3 separate regions of the Homo sapiens genome follow, and all the other regions are linked to region 1. A link is a contact called in ENCODE Hi-C or POLR2A ChIA-PET data. All regions are on one chromosome and are shown on one strand. Each heading gives the region's core, a stretch centred on a gene start or an enhancer-like site at or near the end of the contact. The rest is flanking DNA. Distances are from core to core; before and after follow the strand shown.

What was found. Hi-C counts contacts between places; a loop is a spot of excess contacts on that map. ChIA-PET counts read pairs that join two places held with the same protein, here RNA polymerase II (POLR2A). Pooled maps may share reads with other maps.
Region 2: a map of natural killer cell shows a loop between it and region 1 (16-fold over the local background). The contact joins the promoter of DAZAP1 here to the promoter of PTBP1 in region 1. A Hi-C loop is called at or near these places in 4 of 168 maps with a recorded cell type or tissue (CD4-positive, alpha-beta memory T cell, naive thymus-derived CD4-positive, alpha-beta T cell and natural killer cell), 21 of 37 single-sample maps with no recorded cell type and 15 of 50 pooled maps.
Region 3: a loop to region 1 is called in a map of CD8-positive, alpha-beta T cell, with 11 times the contacts of the local background. The contact joins the promoter of PCSK4 here to the promoter of PTBP1 in region 1. A Hi-C loop is called at or near these places in 1 of 168 maps with a recorded cell type or tissue (CD8-positive, alpha-beta T cell) and 8 of 50 pooled maps. POLR2A ChIA-PET finds 5 or more read pairs at or near these places in 1 of 52 experiments (H1).

What each region holds. Positions count from the first base shown.
Region 1 is chr19:795,426-798,862 of GRCh38, reverse strand. It overlaps PTBP1 (polypyrimidine tract binding protein 1), which reads right to left and starts at 1,411. Exons shown (of 15, transcript NM_002819.5): 1 at 1,358-1,411. The coding sequence starts at 1,365. RefSeq lists enhancers at 1-572, 573-1,458, 1,665-2,004, 1,657-2,292 and silencers at 715-1,024, 1,095-1,274, 1,285-1,634, 1,398-1,752.
Region 2 is chr19:1,406,005-1,409,310 of GRCh38, reverse strand. DAZAP1 (DAZ associated protein 1) reads right to left here and starts at 1,725. Exons shown (of 12, transcript NM_018959.4): 1 at 1,509-1,725. The coding sequence starts at 1,537. RefSeq lists silencers at 822-921, 1,302-1,511, 1,652-1,881.
Region 3 is chr19:1,488,595-1,491,844 of GRCh38, reverse strand. PCSK4 (proprotein convertase subtilisin/kexin type 4) reads left to right here and starts at 1,495. Exons shown (of 15, transcript NM_017573.5): 1 at 1,495-1,687; 2 at 1,948-2,052. The coding sequence starts at 1,499. REEP6 (receptor accessory protein 6) reads right to left here and starts at 664. Exons shown (of 5, transcript NM_138393.4): 1 at 461-664. The coding sequence starts at 575. RefSeq lists silencers at 416-535, 566-1,105, 1,326-1,755.

The sequences.
Region 1 (3,437 bases), core at 162-2,661:
TCAGTTACTGATCAACCCGAGCCCCGCCCGACCCGACTCTCCCTCCTCGGGACACCCCGGGGGGAAGGTGGATAGAAAGCCGGACTGTCCGAGGCCCTCCCTTCAGCCCCGGCCAGGTCCTGACCCAACAGTGAGCTCCCCACGGCTTCTCCCGGCCACTGCAACTCCCGGCGAGGCCCTAAGTGACTCGGAGCGTCCGTCGGAAGGGCAGCCTCCGGGCCTCCTGCCTCACTCCGGGAGGCGAGTGCGCGGCCCCCGAGCCCGCGGTGCTGGGTCCGAGAGCGGGGAGCCCTCGTCTCGCCGTCTGCAGGACCCACCTGCCCGCACGCATGCTAAGGGGTCCAGACCCACTCTAGGGCTGCGCCTCTTCTGACACCACAGACTGCACGGACCACGTTTAACAGACTTTTAAAAGTGACTGAACCCAAGAAAAACTTCTCAGGAAAACGGAAAGAATGCGAAACATCTCCAGCCTCTCCCGCTTCCTATTCCCAGGGAGGGCCTCGCGCAGGAAGCGCTCGGCGGGACACGGCCTTTCTGGAGGGGGCTCCCACCTCTCCCAAGGGAAGCCCGCCCAGCAAAGCCGCCCGGAAAGGCTGCCCCGGCCCGAGAGCCGGGAAGGCCCCTCCCCATGACGGCGCCCGCGGGGGTCCCTGGAGAGGCCCCTCCGGCCCCGGGGCGGAGGACAGACCCTCGGGGCGGCCGCTTCTCTCCCGAGATCACCGAAACCCCTTGGCCGCGGCCCGGGGCGCACGGGGGGCAGGGGTAGGGCGGGGAGCGCAGAGACTCGGGCCCGCGGCGAGGCCCCGGCGCCAGCTTTCCCTCCCGGCGGCCGCCCCAGCCCCGCCTGCGCTTCCGGGGCTGCGCCGGGGGCAGAGTCCGGGCGGCGGGAAAGGCGCGCGCCCCCGATGGCGGCCGCGCACGCGCGCTGGGGCCAACGGGGACGCGCGACGGGCTACGCAGGCGCACGAGGGGAGCGGACGGGAGGCGGGAAGGGCCATCCGGGCGCGCGAGGGCCGGACGGGAAGCGGGAAGGGCCGCGCGCCGCCGAGGCGGGGCAAAGGCGAAGTGCGGGGACGCGCGCGGAGGGGGAGGGGCGCGGGAGGCCGCGTGCGCTAGGGACGGGGCGCGCGGGGGCCGGAAGCGGGCCGGACGGGGGATGGGGACGCGGCCAGACCCCCGGGAAGCCCCTGACCCGCCCCGCACCCGCGCCCGCCACGCGGAGAGGAAGGGGAGAGCCCGCCGCCCCCTCCCGCCCGAGAGGGGGCGAGATCGGCCCCGGGGAGGCCGGCGCGGCGGCGGGGGCAGGGCTGCGGCGCGGGGAGGGCGGTGGGGCGCGGGGCGACGTGCGACTCACCCGTCCATGGCACACAGAGCAGACCCGCGGGGGACGGAGTGGAGGCGCCGGAATAGCAGGAACCGACCCAACGGCTCCGAGTTATAGACTCACAAAATGGCGGAGACGCCCGCACACGTCCCCCGCGCGCGCTGCCCATTGGCTCCCGCTGCAGCCAGGGGGCGGGGAGAGCCCCGCGGGCCCCCGCCAGCACCTCCCACTGGCCAGAAGGCCGCCCGGGGGCGGGACCCAGAGAAATCGCAGGCGCCTATTGGGGGAGGCGGTTATTCCTCAAGGCCGAAGGCGGAAACGGCTTGTGTAGTCGGGGGAGGGGGAGAAAATGGGATCACGTGACGGCGTCTGAGCCAGTCAGCTGGCGCGTGGCTTTGCGGGAGACGCCATCTTGAGAGTGGGTACGTGGCGAGTCAGGCGGCGGGAAGCGTGCTTTGCCCAGGCTGCCGCCATCTTGCAAGTGGGCAGGACCCGCCCGCCTGGGCCGTGAGGGCAAAGGGAGTCGCATCGCCATCTTGGAGTCGGGCAGGAAACCCTCAGGGCTCCATGTTGGTTGTGGGCACATGGCCAAAAAGTCCGATTCAAACTGAGCGCTCACATCTGGGTGATCGCGCGGGGAGGGAAAGGCCGCGTCGCGTCCCGGACACGCCAGGGCTGTTTCCACAGTGGCCACAGATACTGCGGGCGCGCCATGATCCGGGGTCACCCCCGACCGTTCTTTGTTCGCCCCGGAACAGCGAATCCCGACTGCGGAGATAGGGAAACTGAGGTCCGGGCCCCGCACAGTCCGCGGCCGGCTGCCTACAGCTGGGAAAACTGAGGCCTGGACCTTGTACAGTCCGCGGCCGCCCGCCTACAGCTGGGGAAACTGAGGCCTGGACCTTATACAGTAGGCGGCCGCCCGCCTACAGCTGGGGAAACTGAGGCCTGGACCTTGTACAGTCCGCGGCCTCTCACCTACAGCTGGGGAAACTGAGGCCTGGACCTTGTACAGTCCGCGGCCGCCCGCCTACAGGTGGGGAAACTGAGGCCTGGACCTTGCAGTCCTTGGCCGCCCGCCTACAGCTGGGGAAACTGAGGCCTGGACCTTGTACAGTCCGCGGCCTCTCACCTACAGCTGGGGAAACTGAGGCCTGGACCTTGTACAGTGGGCGGCCGCCCGCTTACAGCTGGGGAAACTGAGGCCTGGACTTTGCACAGTCCGCGGCCAACCGCCTAAAGCTGGGGAAGCTGAGGTCCGGGCCACACACAGTCCACGGCCATCCGCCTACAGCTGGGGAAACTGAGGCCAAAGCCACACACAGTCCACGGCCATCTGCCTACAGCGGGGGAAACTGAGGCCCAGGCCACACACAGTCCACGGCCATCCGCCTACAGCTGGAGAAACTGAGGCCCGGGCTCCATACAATCCAAGGCCGCCCGCCTACAGGTGGGGAAACTGAGGCCCAAGCCACCCGCCTACAGCTGGGGAAACTGAGGCCCGAGCCCCCTACAGTCCCTGGCCCACTGACCTACAGCTGGGGAAACTGTGGCCTGGAGCTCGTACAGTTCGAGGCTGCCAGCCTACGGCTGGGGAAACTGAGGGCCAGGCCCAGCAGGGTCACCAGGAGGGTCCCTCCCGGGCCACCATCCCAGCAGCAGAAAACACCCTAAACTAATGTTCCCAGGAGCGCTGATCACATGAAGAGTCTGACAGAGCTGTGAGGGTGCCTGACGGGGAGGCCAGGTCAGCGGGTTGGGAGCCATCCCAGAGTGAGGGGATGACCCCGGCCCTCCACACTGGGACCCTCACGGGAGGCTGCGGTTGGAAACCGGAGCAGTTCCCGGCCCGGAGTAGACACTGCTCCCTAAATAGAATTAGCGGGATTTAGTCCATGCTGAAAAGGGGGTTTTTCATTAACACCAACCTACGGAGGGAGAAGACATGACAATTCTCGTTTCCCCAAATCCAGGCGAGCCTAGCGCCCTGCTTCTCTGGCGTGTTTTATTCCAGCAGTGCTGCGTTTCAGGCCGGGGCCTGGCGTGGGCCCAGGAGCCTTGGAGCCCCGCCGGGCGTCTGGTGCCAGAGGATTCCAGCCCGGATTAGGGG
Region 2 (3,306 bases), core at 476-2,975, 610 kb before region 1:
GGACCTAATCCAGGTACCCCATCTGGGAGCCCTTTCCCTGCCTCACCCCAAAGTCGATGGCTCCATCCCCCATGGCCGGTGGACTCCCTGCTCAGGCCCATCCCTGCAATGTCCCTCACACAGGCACACGGACCCTGCCAAGTCAAAGTGCCTGGAGAGGACTCACAGCACGGGCTAGGCAGGGGCTAAGTGCTTTCATCCTGGTTCTCCAACGGAAGGTGCTCTTTTGTTTTGTCTGGGGAGGGGGAGAGCCCACAAAAGGCATTTCCCATCCACAAGTGTGACCTGTAGCTGGTGCGAGAGGCGCCTGCCAAGGCAACCCTCTAGCAGCAACCGCTCCCGCACTAGCCAAGCCCAGCGCTGAGAACACAGGGCGCTGCTCAAAGCTAAGGGCACCGAGAAATTTACACCAGACCACTAGGAAACCCAACCCAGACTGTTTTGCCGGAAGAATGCAACTCTAAAACGACGTCGCTGCGGCAGGAGCCGCTCCTACCAAAGAATGGCGCCGAGCCCTGGGGCACAGCGAAATGAGGTTTCCCGGCCCCGCGGGGTCCGGAGCAGGTCAGGCTCCTATAGGAGGGGACGCCTCGGCGCAGCAAAGATCCGCGGGCCCGTCGCCGCCTCGGAAGCGCTGACTCTCCCTTCCGCAGCTCAAGCCCACCCCCGGCGGGGAGGCGCCGAGGCAACGTAAACACAGCAGGCCCCGGCTGACCCGAGCCCCCTGGGCCCTGGGTTTGCGAACCCCTCCCGACCTTACCACTTTGGGGGGGTGGGATGGGAGCGGGGAGCCCGGAGCCCCGAGTGGGATAGGTTGGGCGGTGGCAGAACCGGAACCCTCGCCTCGGCTCGCCACGTGCGCCGCCCGCCAAGTTTGGGCGCGCGCTGGGGGCGCCCCGGACCACCCCCCACGCCACAGTTTGGGGTCCCCCTGGCCAGGAAGCCGGGAGGCGGCGGCGACGGCGCCCTGGACTCCCCGCAGACTCCCTCAGGTTCTCATTCGGGGTCCCCCAGGCCAGGAAGCCCTACAGGCGGCAACGGGGACGCTCCAGACCCCCCCAAGTTCCCGTTCGGGGCCGCCACAACCAGGAAGCGGCGGCGGGGGCCCCTGAACCCCTCTGGCTCCCATTCGGGGTCCCTCAGGACGCGCAGTCGGGAAGCGGCGGCACGGGCGCCCCAGGACACCCCCCCAGGTTGCCGTTCGGGGTTCCCCCGACCAGGAAGTCTGGAGGCGGCGGCGGGGCCCCCCGGACCCCTCAGGCTCTCCTTCAGGATCCCCCAGGACGGGAAGCCGGGAAGCGGCGGCGGGGGCGCCAGGACCCCCCCAGACCCCGGGCACCCGTCCAGGGCCCCCGGCGCGAAGCCGCGGCGAGTCCGGGTCCCGAGTCCGCCCCCGGCCGGCGTGACCTTGACGGGGCGGCCCCGGGGGGCGGCGTCTGAGGCCGGGCGGCGGGGAGCGGCGGGCCGGGCTCGGGGCGGAGACGCAGGCCCGCGCCGCTCGTCCTCACCCGATCTCGTCGGCGCCCGAGTTGTTCATGGCGGCGGCGGCGGCGACGCTCGGCGCTCCCGGGCCTCCTCGCTCGCTCCCGCCTCCGGAAGGTCACCCGCTCCGTCGCCCTCCCCACAGCCGCGGCCCGGATCTGCGCAACGGCGGCGGCGGCGGCGGCGGCGGCGGCGGCGGCGGCGGCGGCTGCCTCCTCCCCTCGGCGCCAACGGTCACCGCGCGTCCCCGCGCCGCCGCGCCGCCGCCCCTGCGCACGCCCGGGCGCGCTCCCGCACGGGGTCTCCGGGGGCGGGTCCAGGGGTACTCCGTCTGTGCGTGCGTCCCTGAGGCGGATTTCGCGCCGCCGCAGTCGGGGCCGTCGCGCGTTTTCCTTTCTCCTCGGAGGCTCCTGGCGTTGCCGCGGGGCACGCTGGGAAATGGAGTCCCTGCGCTGGCCCCGCCCCTGCAAGGGGAGGATGCGCGCGGGCCGAGCCACGTGCGTGCGTGCGCGCGCGTGCGGGCTTGCGTGCGCGTGCGCGCTTGCGAGACCGGCGCTCCGGGCTAGGCACTGTGGGCGCAGGCGCGGCTGCCGCTTCCTCTTTAACTCTTCACTCGGAAGCGGTGGAGCCGCGTGGGGCGCTGCGGGGAGTGGGAGTGTACCCGCCCGCACCCCAGGCGGGCGGACGGAGCGGGAACGGCACGTGAGCGTCCCGCGCGAGGCTCCTTCCCCTGTCCGCATTTCACAGAAGAGGATCCCGAGGGTCCGAGAGGCTGAGTCACTTGGCCAAGGTCACCCAGTTCGGGGCTGAACTGGAATCAAATCAAAACAATTAACTAAATTCAATGACTATGAAAAGATATTATTGACCCCCCCCCCAAGTGCTATTACTATTAATAGCCAAATACTGTTTTAGTTGCATCTGTTAATTGCATACATCAGTGGTTCTTCTTCTGGGTGACTTTGCCCCCTAGGGGATAACTTGGCAATGTCTGAAAACACGGTTTTGGTTGTCACAACTTGAGTGCGGGGTGCTGCTGGCATCGAGTGGGTCCAGACCAGACATGCCGCTCAGCACCCTGCAGTGCACACGACGACCCCCCAAAAAGAATGATACCCGTCCTCCAATGTCAGCAGAAGGAGGTGGAAAAACCGGTCTAGGCTGACGGTAGTAAACAGGTGACCCGCAGGGTTTTGTAAAACCGGGTACGTGCTGCCTACTGCTTTTCTCCTTAATCTCACAGCACATTGACAGCCTGATCGTTTGGTTTATTCATCATCACAGAATTAAATAAATACAAGGAACAAGGCCGGGTGAGGTGGCGCACGCCTATAATCCCAACACTTTGGGAGGCCGAGGATCAATTTAGGTCAGGAGATCGAGACCAGCCTAGCCAACATATATAGTGAAACCCCGTCTCTACTAAAAATACAAAAGAAAATTAGCCGGGCGTGGTGGTGGGCGCCTGTAATCCCAGCTACTCGGGAAGCTAAGGCCGGAGAAATGCTTGAAGGCAGGAAGTAGAGGTTGCAGTGAGCCGAGATCGCGCCACTGCACACCAACCTGGGCAACAGAGCAAGACTCCCTCTTAGAAAAAAAAGGGCCGAGCATGGTGGCTCACTCCTGGAATCCCAGCAGTTTGGGAGGCCAAGGTGGGCGGATCACGAGGTCAGGAGATCGAGACCATCCTGGCTAACATGGTGAAACCCCGTCTCTACTAAAAGTACAAAAAATTAGCTCGGCATGGTGGCAGGCGCCTGTAGTCCCAGCTACTCAGGAGGCTGAGGCAGTAGAATTGCTTGAACCCAGGAGGCAGAGCTTGCA
Region 3 (3,250 bases), core at 246-2,745, 690 kb before region 1:
GGAGGAAAGGAGAAGGGTCCTGGGCAGGCCCCCAGGACGGTCCGTTCCCCTTCCCGCCAGGAGCCTCCCCTCAGAAAAACGGGAAGATCTCTACTGTTGCAGCCAGGCCGGGGTCCACGGGGGAAGGGGGACGGCGAAACGCGCAGGACACTGGCATCCCGACCCCTCTGGGGCCACTGGGCAACTGGAAGAACCGGACTTCGGCATGGCAGGCACCCAGCGCCCGGAAGGAGGCGTCGGGGGGCGGCCAGGGGCGGAAGCTAGAGAGGGGTGGCCCGGGAGCAGGGTCGCAGGGCGCGGGCAAGGGAAGGGCTGCGGGCGGACCTCGAGGTCCCAGTCACCTCGCGCGCTCCACCGGCCGGACCGGACCCCGTAGCCGGGGAAGGAGTCCGGTCTGCGACCCCCAGGCCCATGGCCTCGGTGTGCCCGTCGGCGAAACGGGCTAGCGCCGACGGCTCACCTGCAGCCAGATACCGCTTCTCCACCCCGGTCTTGGCCTCCAGCGCCCCCAGCACTTCGGTGACCAGGTTCCTTTGCTCCAGGAAGTGCTCCACGCGCTGCCTCAGGCCGTCCATGGCCCCGACGCGCCCGGGGTTGGCTGCTCGAGCTCGCCCGCGGACCAGGGCACCCACCCCGCTGCACGCGCACCGCTTTCCCGCAGCCTGAGCCGCGATGCTCCGGCCCCGCGCCGGTGTCCGCCCCCGGCCCCCCGCTAGGACCAATGGGAGGGCAGGGCGGACAAAGGAGGAGGGGCCTGCCCCGTCTCCCCCGCCGCATAGCCCTCCGCCACGGCCGCCGCTGCCCAGACCCCGCCGGGAGAGGGCGGGGCGCGGCGGCCCAGGGCACCGATTGGCCGGGCCGGAGCGAGACGTAGCTGATTGGAAGGGCGGTGTCAGAGGATGGGATTATTGGCTGAAGGGTGGAGCCAGGGCGAGGAGAGGCGTGGGGGGGCGGAACCGGGGGGAGGGGCTAAAGAAACATCCGAGCCGATTGGAGAAACGGGACGCGATTCATTGGCGAGACCAGTGGAGGGCGGGGCTGATCACAAAGGAGGCAGGGCGGAATGGTAGGGGCGGGAACGGGGCGAGGCTTATCGGAGGAGGCGGGATTACGCAAAAGAATGATTCTGATTAGGCCGGACAGGAGGCCGGGCTGATTCTCGAAGGAGGGGTGTGTTGGAAAGTGGGAGAGGTCAAACAAAGGGTAGGACGCGTTATCGCAACAGTGAACCCGCTTCTCTGGGTTAGTCTTGTCGTTGTACAAATGGGAAAACTGAGGCTCCCGAGGGTGTGGGTCTGCGGAAGACGGGCAGGCGTGCGTCCCTCTCCCGCTTCTGTTAGATCTTCGCGCCCCTCCTGGCTGAGTAGCCGCAAGGCCCCCTGGGAGTCGAAGCCTTCTGCGTTGCTATGGCGCCGGGGGCGGGTCGGACGCCTGGGCCCACTCGGCGGTTTGGCGGGAGGGAGGGGATTTGCGCAGGCCCCGCTCCCGCCCCGCCTCCATGCGGCCCGCCCCGATTGCGCTGTGGCTGCGCCTGGTCTTGGCCCTGGCCCTTGTCCGCCCCCGGGCTGTGGGGTGGGCCCCGGTCCGAGCCCCCATCTATGTCAGCAGCTGGGCCGTCCAGGTGTCCCAGGGTAACCGGGAGGTCGAGCGCCTGGCACGCAAATTCGGCTTCGTCAACCTGGGGCCGGTGGGTGGGACCGGGATAGACGGGAAGTGGGGGCTTGGAGGGGACTGAACAACCCTAGACCCCGACAAGGGGGAGGGAGCCCACAAGGTCTTCTAAATATCAAGAGTCCCAGCCCACCCCTGCCTCAGCCAAGCTCAGCTTCTGGGACTCCCAGAGAGCACCTGCTGGGGAAGGACAAAGAAGGGGGCTGTTACCGGCCCTCGGGGGCTTCAGCAGGGGAGCCGGGTCCCATCGGTGCGGCCGCTTCCCCACATCCCCAGATCTTCCCTGACGGGCAGTACTTTCACCTGCGGCACCGGGGCGTGGTCCAGCAGTCCCTGACCCCGCACTGGGGCCACCGCCTGCACCTGAAGAAAAACCCCAAGGTGAGCCTGGCCTGGAGGCCAACCCCCTGCCCGGGGTCTCAGCTGCCTCCTGGGGCCACCAGCCATCTTCTGTGGTTCTCGTGGTTGTTATGAACAGCTGTGTGCTTTCTGTGGCTCAGACCCGCCCGGGCCCCAAGTCTATACAGCAAGAGGAGGCAGGAAGACCCAGATACGGAAATCATGGCGCCTGCCAGGGCCTGGTACACAGTGGGCACCTCTTGTCCTCCCCCTCCCTCCTCTGGGCCCCAGGGGCTCTGGTAAGGAGGGACAGACGGCGTGACTTCCCCACCGTCTAGGTCATGGGATGGAGGGAAGGGGATTTTACGACACCGTAATGGGTTCCAAAGAGTAGGAGGCTTGGCCCGGCGCGGTGGCTCACGCCTGTAATCCCAGCACTTTGGGAGGCGGAGGCGGTCGGATCACAAGGTCAGGAAATCGAGACGAGATCCTAGCGAACACGGTGAAACCCTGTCTCTACTGAAAATACAAAAAAATTAGCCGGGCATGGTGGCAGGCGCCTGTAGTCCCAGCTATTCAGGAGGCTTAGGCAGGAGAATGGTGTGAACCCGGGAGGCGGAGCTTGCAGTGAGCCGAGATCGCGCCATTGCACTCCAGCCTGGGCGACAGAGCGAGACTCCGTCTCAAAAAAAAAAAAAAAAAAAGTAGGAGGCTTACAGTCACCCAGTGGCCCTCAGGACGCAGTGTCCAGGCGCTCAGAAAGGGGCCTGGGTCCCATCGGGCTGGGCCCTGTCTAGAAAATGCCTGGGATGTCAAGCTGAGGGGTTGGGATGGAGCCTGGGAAGCCCTCGGAGGCCAGGAAGTGCCTTGAACAGGACTGGACAGCTGCCTGCTTACAGCACCGGGAGGGAGAGCAGTGGCCAGTTCCTGATGTGGTTTGCAAGAGAGAAGCCAGGCCTGGCGTGGTGGTTCATGCCTGTAATCCCGGCACTTCGGGAGGCCAAGGCAGGCAGATCACTTAAGCTCAGGAGTTCGAGACCAGCCTGATCAACATGGCGAAACCCCATCTCTACTAAATGTACAAAAATTAGCCGGGCATGGTGGTGTGCGCCTGTAGTCCCAGCTACTTGGGAGGCTGAGGTAGGAGAATCGCTTGAACCCAGGAGGCAGAGGTTGCAGTGAGCCAAGATTGCGCCACTGCACCCCAGCCTGGGCGACAGAACAAGACTCTGTCTCAAAA